Linked DNA regions of Mus musculus: regions 1 and 2 are each linked to region 3. A link is a loop called in an ENCODE intact Hi-C map of the cell type or tissue named here. Cell type or tissue: left cerebral cortex. All regions are shown on one strand.

Evidence for each region. A loop is a pair of places that touch in the nucleus more often than their neighbours do. Peaks named below come from ENCODE experiments on the same cell type or tissue, not always from the same donor. Only the 100,000 strongest peaks of a DNase experiment are listed, where the experiment ranks them.
Region 1: it touches region 3 in a loop (2.8-fold over the local background); 4 of 42 quality-filtered maps call a loop at or near these places.
Region 2: it touches region 3 in a loop (2.2-fold over the local background); 3 of 42 quality-filtered maps call a loop at or near these places.

What each region holds. Positions count from the first base shown.
Region 1 is chr16:97,068,843-97,071,342 of GRCm38, forward strand. The region is part of intron 1 of Dscam (DS cell adhesion molecule); the gene reads right to left. Among named protein-coding and RNA genes, the nearest start is that of Dscam, 100 kb to the right of the region's middle. In left cerebral cortex, no CTCF peak of the experiment used is centred here; a DNase peak (open chromatin) is centred at 1,451.
Region 2 is chr16:96,689,041-96,691,540 of GRCm38, forward strand. All of the region lies in intron 16 of Dscam (DS cell adhesion molecule), which reads right to left. Among named protein-coding and RNA genes, the nearest start is that of Gm32509, 29 kb to the right of the region's middle. In left cerebral cortex, no CTCF peak of the experiment used is centred here; a DNase peak (open chromatin) is centred at 1,529; H3K27ac peaks cover 188 bases.
Region 3 is chr16:97,164,957-97,167,456 of GRCm38, forward strand. All of the region lies in intron 1 of Dscam (DS cell adhesion molecule), which reads right to left. Among named protein-coding and RNA genes, the nearest start is that of Dscam, 4.5 kb to the right of the region's middle. In left cerebral cortex, a CTCF peak has its summit at 1,066 (motif pointing left); DNase peaks (open chromatin) are centred at 1,035 and 2,477; H3K4me3 peaks cover 1,662 bases.

The sequences.
Region 1 (2,500 bases), 96 kb before region 3:
GGAACCATGCCCAGGAAATGGCACTGCTCAATTTTACTGTGGGTCTTCAGTGTTCAGTTAGTCTACTATATTCTAATTATTCAGCATGATTCCCTATAGGCCTGCCTCCCAGGGGATACCAATTCCTGTCAAGTTTGTAATGGACAGTTTGGTGGTTTGAATAAAAATGGCTCCTATAGCCCCTTGGGAAGTGGCATTATTAGGAGGTGTGTCCTTGTTGGAAGAAGTATGTCACTTCGGAGGCAGGCTTTGAAGTCTCAGATGCTCAAGCTAAGTCTAGTGTGGCAGTTCTTTTCCTGCTGCCTGAGGATCCAGATGTAGAACTCTCAGCTACCTCTCCAGCGCCATGTCTGCCTATATACTACCATGACGATGATCCATTAAACCTTTAAAACTGTAAGCCAGCCCCAATTAAGTGTTTTTCTTGTAAGAGTTGGGGTCATTGTGTCTCTTCACAGCAAAGGTGTAACAATGCGGAGACAGTGGGCTCATTAAGAGGTGGGACCTAATGGGATTGTCACTCTTGGACATATAATTCTTACAAGGCTGTAGTTAGTTATTATCAGAGACTGGGCCTTCAGTAGTCTAAGGTTTGATGTCATTCCACATGATCTCTCCCATATACACATATCTGGCATGATGTTATCTGAAACCACGTGTTATGGCCAGGGTATATAGGATGACAGAGACAGAACTTCAATAAACATCTCCAAAACTGTAGGTTAAATAAGCCTTTTTTTCTTCAAATACGACCTAGCCTCAAGAATTTTGTCATAGTAATGAAAATCAGACTAACTCAGATTCCTTGGAATTTGCAGATATTTAGGGGGGAAGTAAAGGTAGTGAAGAAAGTATGATGATATCAGAATCATGTGAGAAATTATGAATAAAGGGGACAGGCAGAAGTAAGGGCATGGGGACTCATGCCAGCATTATGATCATGTGGAGAAGACAGCTTCTTAATTATAAACATGAACGGGAGACTGTGGAGATCACTTGTATGAAAGTGTGTTCCCCAACATGGAAGAGAGGAAGAAAGAAAGAAAGAAAGAAAGAAAGAAAGAAAGAAAGAAAGAAAGAAAGAAAGAAAGAAAGAAAGAAAGAAAATAAGGAGGAAAGGAGGGACAGAGGGAGGGATGGAGGAAGGAAAAATTAATGAAGAAAGGAAGAAAAAGAAAGAGAGAGGAAGAAAGAGAAAGAAAGAAAGAAAGAAAGAAAGAAAGAAAGAAAGAAAGAAAGAAAGAAAGAAAGAAAACCATCACTTAGCAAAACAACAAGTAACCACAGAACAACACATGAGGTGGGGGTGCAGAGCGCTACACTGCCAGAACCCACCAGCATTCACTGAAGAGCTGAATAAACTATAGCAGGGTTTGGGATGCTCTCTCCATATAAGAGGGAAACCTACATGCAGTGCTAACACCCACAGAAGCAGTGTGGGACTGTGAGCCTATACTACCACAATAGAGCACTGGGGGTACTTGACAATCTGGCACCACTTCTGGCCTCTGCTTCCTGACTGTGGGTGCCATGTGCTGTCAGGTGTCCTTGCCACCACAATGGCGTGCGTTTTTTCTTAGCCTGTGACCCAGAATAGATGTTCCTCCTCCCCTAAGGTAGCTATGTGTTCAGAGCAATGAGACAAAAAAAAAAAAAAAAAAAAAAAACAGATTAATATACCTACCTGGAATACCATATCCCAGTACAAAACAGTCCAGGCTGGGAAAGAAGGTGTACCCCACCCCACCCCCCTGATGAGAGAAGCGTCTGGGAAAAAGATGAGTGTGCAAAGGCTGCGATGCATCTGAATGTGTTGGGAAGGGAACCAAGCTCAGATGGAGAAACCAGAGGGTGAATTAGTAACTCGCACTGTGAAACTAAGTAAACAAAGAAGCAACTGACTATTTTTCCTCCAGAAAGCACAATGCTGGAATAGAAAAATATCCTATTCATTGCCTATGGTTCCATGACAGCTAATGCTTACACAGTCAAAGTAATGTAACCGAAGTTCCCCATTTTGATTTACCTGCCATACTGTTGTCCTGTGGAAAGGACAGAGGAAGACAGTGTAACATTAAATGCCTACCTGAACCTGGAAGTTTGTTTCAGTGTAACTAGATAATTTAAGAGTCTGAGACCAATATTAGAGGGACAGGTACGGGGGTTGGGGGGTAGGTGGGATAGGGATAAGCCCGGAGAAATGACTCACTCGGTGGTAAAGAGTGTCTGCTGCTCTTCCTGAGGACTGGAGTTCAGATCCCAGCACCCACATCAGGAGGCCCACAATTGTAACTCCAATTTTGGAGAACCTGATGCTCTCTTTTAGCTTCCATGGGCACTTGTGGTGGCAGCATATGTGCACACATACACATACATACAAATAAAATTTATAAACGAAAGAAAGGGATCTAAATGAGTCACTGGTGGCTAAGTGCATTGGTGACTGTGTATCTACAGACTGTTTGGTTCCCCCTTTGATCAGAGGTAGGGAATCCTCAGA
Region 2 (2,500 bases), 480 kb before region 3:
TCACCTCTACCAGCAGCAACATCATCTCAGCTCTCCTACACAGTCCATCTGAGAAACACCTGCTACACAAAAAATATTCTCCTCCATTCTACTCCCCAAACCCTACTCATTCTGGAGGGTAGTGCCTCAACACCTTTCCTCAGACTTACTCAGCAAGAAGCCCTCTGCATGCATGCTGCTTCATAGGAGCTGGCTGTGAGCCTGAGTACCAGGTCTTCTGGGAACATGGTCACTAACATGTCCTCCTCCTGTTCTGTCCACACCAAGGTTGCAACATGGCAGTCAGCAGGTATGGTGCTGGAGAAGTAGCTAAGAACTACATTCTGATCCCTAGGCTGAGAGAGAGGGAGACAAACACACACACACACACACACACACACACACACACACACACACAGAGAAACAGAGAGATATACAGAAATAGGAAGAGAGAGGTAGAGAGAGAAACAGATAGAGAGAGAGAGGGAGGGAGGGAGGGAGGGAGGGAGAGAGAGAGAGAGAGAGAGAGAGAGAGAGAGAGACTGGGCCTTGCACAGGATACTGACACCTCAAAGCTCACCCCCAGTGGCATACTTCCTTCCACAAAGCCACACCCACTCCAACAAAGCCACACTTCCTAATCCTTCTAAGTAGTGCAACTCCCTGATAACTAAGCATTCAAACATATAAGCCTACGGAGGCCATTCTTATTCAAACCACCACACCACTGGAGAGAAACTTATAGGTTTATGCAAAATCCCACCTGGCAAGCACTCCTCTTAAAACACATAAAAGAGTACTTAATGTGCCTGGGAACAGAACAAGCAAAGTAACTCTATGTCCAAGCTCAGGAGCCCTGCAAGTGAGCCCCTTTGCACCTGGAACCTGGTGTTACACACCCACACCTGTGATTTCATAAGTGAGTAATATCTCTTCTCCTTTTCTAGAATCCCTCTGAAGGAACTGTATACTCTGGGGCAGAGGTCACATTTGCCATTATGCTTGCTTCTTGTGAAAGGTTACTTGTTTACCCTATTTAATTATTCCTTTCCCTCCCTGCCACCCCCAGATCTAGTAATGGTCCTGATTTCCTGACATTCATTTCTCTCATTTGCTGTTCTCTGCAGACCTCCTCCCTATCCCTCTCCACCACCACCCCCCCCCCCCCCCCCCCCCGGCAGCTACCATTCCTTTTGGCCTCTCAATCCCTCTCAACCCCCATATCCTTAAGGGCCTCTCTTTGATCTCCATGACAACACTAGTACCATGTCAATCCATTAGAACGGCTTGCAAGTGACTGCATTTTTATATGCCTCTCTCCAATCTTCTTCATCCTTAAAGAAACAGAGTGACAGCAAAGAGGCCAGGATGTGGAAAGGCCCACAGCTCACTCCATCACCATGGATGCTGGTGACTTCCATGGGCAAGCCTTCCTAATGTCTATTCCATCTCTCTTCCCTCCACAGAAACCTTTACAGAATAGTCTTCTGGGGATGGAGGAATATAAATTAACATTTTCCTTTAGATTCCTGCAAATTCTCTTAAGATGCATGCAGTCCTCTGTCATCATTGGGTGGCAACTGTCTTACTCATTTTCTCCATGTTCCACGTGCACAACTGCTCCACAGTAAAGTGCTTCCTACATAAGCTGTGCATCAGGCTGGGCAAGCATGAGCCAGGTACCTCCTTGACACAAGGCTCTGGGCTCAAGGGACCCTGACAAGGATGTGGACAATACCACCTAGTGTGAGGCTTACACTGCTGAAGGTTAGCCCAGGGCACTGAGAGAGGGAAAGGGGGAAAAGAAAAGTTACCCAAAGAGTCAAGAGGACGGTCGGACAAGAGGTTGTTCACCTGAGCCTAGGGGTGACCCAACAGTGATGTGCAGTGGTACACAGCTGCAGAAAACCCAGGTGATCCAGGATACAAGAGCTCAGAAAGGGAGACTCCACACTGAGGAATTTGTGGGGATTCTGGGTTTCATGATGACAAGAAGATACAACCAGACTTTGGTGTTGGAAACTGACGTCAGATTCCCGGCAAGAGCAGCAAACTCTGCTAAAAAAAAAAATGGAGTCGTCTCTCCAGCCCCTGGCATTCCCCTTTTTATCCTTATTCAAAGGTGAAAATTCGAAGCAAATAGAGGCCAGTGGTGTGCAGCAGGGGTCTCTGGAGTCAGGCTTGCTTCATGTCTGTCGTCTATACCCAAGGAAGGGAAGATTCACAGGGCTAACTATGAGCCTCCCATCTACACCTGGGTAATGGGCAACCTTTAACTGAATTGGGGGGGGGGGGTGTCAGGCATTGACACATGGTGAACAGAAGCTCAAAAAGTTGAGATAAGCCACTCTGTTTCCCCTCTCAGGAATGTGGCTGAAGCTCATCCAGGTACAAATGGCAGTAGCATGGCTTATGTGGGGATCTGCTGACCTGGTGAGACGCTCCCCCCTCCCACACTGTTCTTTTTCAAAGTGAATAGATTGGCCACTGGATTTATTTTTATACAAATAAACTTTCCAAC
Region 3 (2,500 bases):
ATGGTAGCATCTATTGAGACTGAATCACTTCTCAGGTAACCCTCAAATTGACAAGCTATAGATTTCCCTGAAGCCATCAGAGCACAAGGTTTTAGGAAGGATAATGGAGGCTGAACCTGGCCCTCTGAGCATCTGGGCAGAAGCTGTCTGGCCTTTGAACTAACTCAGGGATCTGCCCTTCCCATTGGCTCTTCATTCCTGCAGCCCAGGTGGAGAGCTTGCTGCCTGCAGAAGGCACTCTGATGCTCCCCTCAGAATTCATAGCAGCATCATACACCACAGGGCTGCCGGAATCTTCATTCTCGCCAAGCGTATAGCAAAGGAAATACAACTTTGAATTAGCTTAGGTTTTCAAAACATTAAGGAACGTGAATATAGTTGAGGTGTTGGGGGGGGGGGGGCAGACAGAGGTGAGCTGAGAATTTCTGCACCTAGATCCTCAGAATATGAAGAGTTAAAGCTGACCCAGAGGAACAGGTGCTGCCCGATTTGCCTGGTGTGGGTGTGGGGCGCGGCTCCAGACCCCCAGAGCCTTGCAGCCACAGCTGCAGGAGATTGACGGACTGCGGACAAGCAGCACGCCAGCATAGCCCCTGTCACCAGCAGCAGAGGAGAGGCCCCGCGGCTCCTGGAATGACATTGGAAGGTCAGCCAATCAGGCAAGGAGCTGCCCCCTCCAAGATGCACGCACCACCCCTGGGCTCTCTGGGCAGTGTGCAAGGGAGGAACCAATGCACCTCTCTGTGGACTATGGACTCCCGACACCACCCTTCCCTCTGTGCATCTTCCGGGATTGGAGACATTGCTGCAAGCTGCGTCCTTCTTTGTATAAATGAAAACAAAGGCTGCAGACCATCTCTGACCTGCCAAACCCTGAACATAATCGCTATGTGTAAAACTCCACCTCCAGAGCTATAGAGTCTGGGCGCAATGAACTTGAGGGACACTGGGGAGGCGGCGTCTCAGGAAAGCCCTATACAAGTGTGTGGAGCGTCCTCGGAGGCAGAGGTTTGCCTGCTCTGTTGAGAGCTTGCTGCATGAGTCTGGCGAGGTTTGCCGCCCACTAGTGTCCTATGGCGGGGACACAATTGGCATGCAGGTAGCAGCAGCTCCGTGTCTCCCAGGCTCACAGTGCCTGCCACCTAGGTCCAGCATGCACCTGAGTGCCATGGCCAAGAAAATGTATATCATATGCCTGGGTAGCCCCAGGGCACCTACCTAGCTTAGGTGAGCCTCACTAAAAAGCCAGATAAATGGGAGGGTTCATTCTAAAACGCCCCGAATGTCCAGCCTATTGCCATGTTAATTATGCTTAACCACATTCACAATCAAGACTTTGTAAATACAGGAAATGGGGAAAGCCATTACTTTATTTTAAAACAACAAAAGACATACATACACTCCCATTTCCCACAGTGCTCATAGATCTTAAGACAGCCCCTCCCCCTTGACATCAAGTTCCTATGGCACTGAGCTGACTCCTGCTGAGCCTTAGTCACCTTCCTTGTTTTCTCCAGACACATCCATGATAAAATATTTTGTCACCTATGTGGACATTCAGGCCTCAGGGATTTAAATGGGAAGATTTTATTTATTTATTTATTTATTTAGGCAAAAATTGCATCCCCCCCCCCCCCAGTAACACACTGTATGCATGGTGCAGAATATGCCCTGTGACTTGCTGAGTATCCCAGACAGCAGGAAACCTTTGGTGACACCCAAGTGGCAAGGAGGGTAGTGAAGGAGAGGAGGCAGATTGGCTGGCATTTATTAAAGGTCTGCCTGGCATTTTGTTTGCCTACAGAAGGCATCTTATAGGGGCATGCAGCTTCTGTGCAAAGCCTAGAAATTTTAGATGAACTCTGAAATTATCAGAAATAATCTCCATTCTCTATAAATATAAGGGAGAGAGATTTTTTTTTTGCTGATATATTTCTAAGGAAAATAAAATTTAAAATACTACTTTAAAGTCTTCAAGATGCACCAGTATTTATTAAAAAACAAAAACAAAAAACCAAAAAACCCTGCTTCTGTGACTGAATAAAATACCGGGTGTCAGGTCTGTAATGCCCTATCATGTGATCTGCAGAGTCCCAAAGGTGCTGCACACCCAGCTTGTCCTTGATAATCTCTCCACCGTCACTCCACCCTCTTCTACTACAGCTAATGAGCCTCCGGGAGCCTGAGAGCACAATGCAGTGAAGCTCAAGATTTCATGGCCAAAGAAAAGTCAATGTCAAAGGTGTGTGTAGAGCAGCGCCAGGATGCAGCCATCACACAGACCATATAAACCTGCAACCTGTCCCCCATTCTGCCTGTTAGGAGGCCATCTCTGCTTTTGTCAGGAGTGTTACACTAGAAAGGACTCACTGGGGTTAAAAATCAAGAGACCCTGTACAGAGAACTGCTGCAGCTGGGTGTGCATGCCGAGTACACAGGCAGCCGCGTGTGTCTGCACACACGTGTGCCTCTGAAGCTGTCCTGGGAATATTCCCAGGGT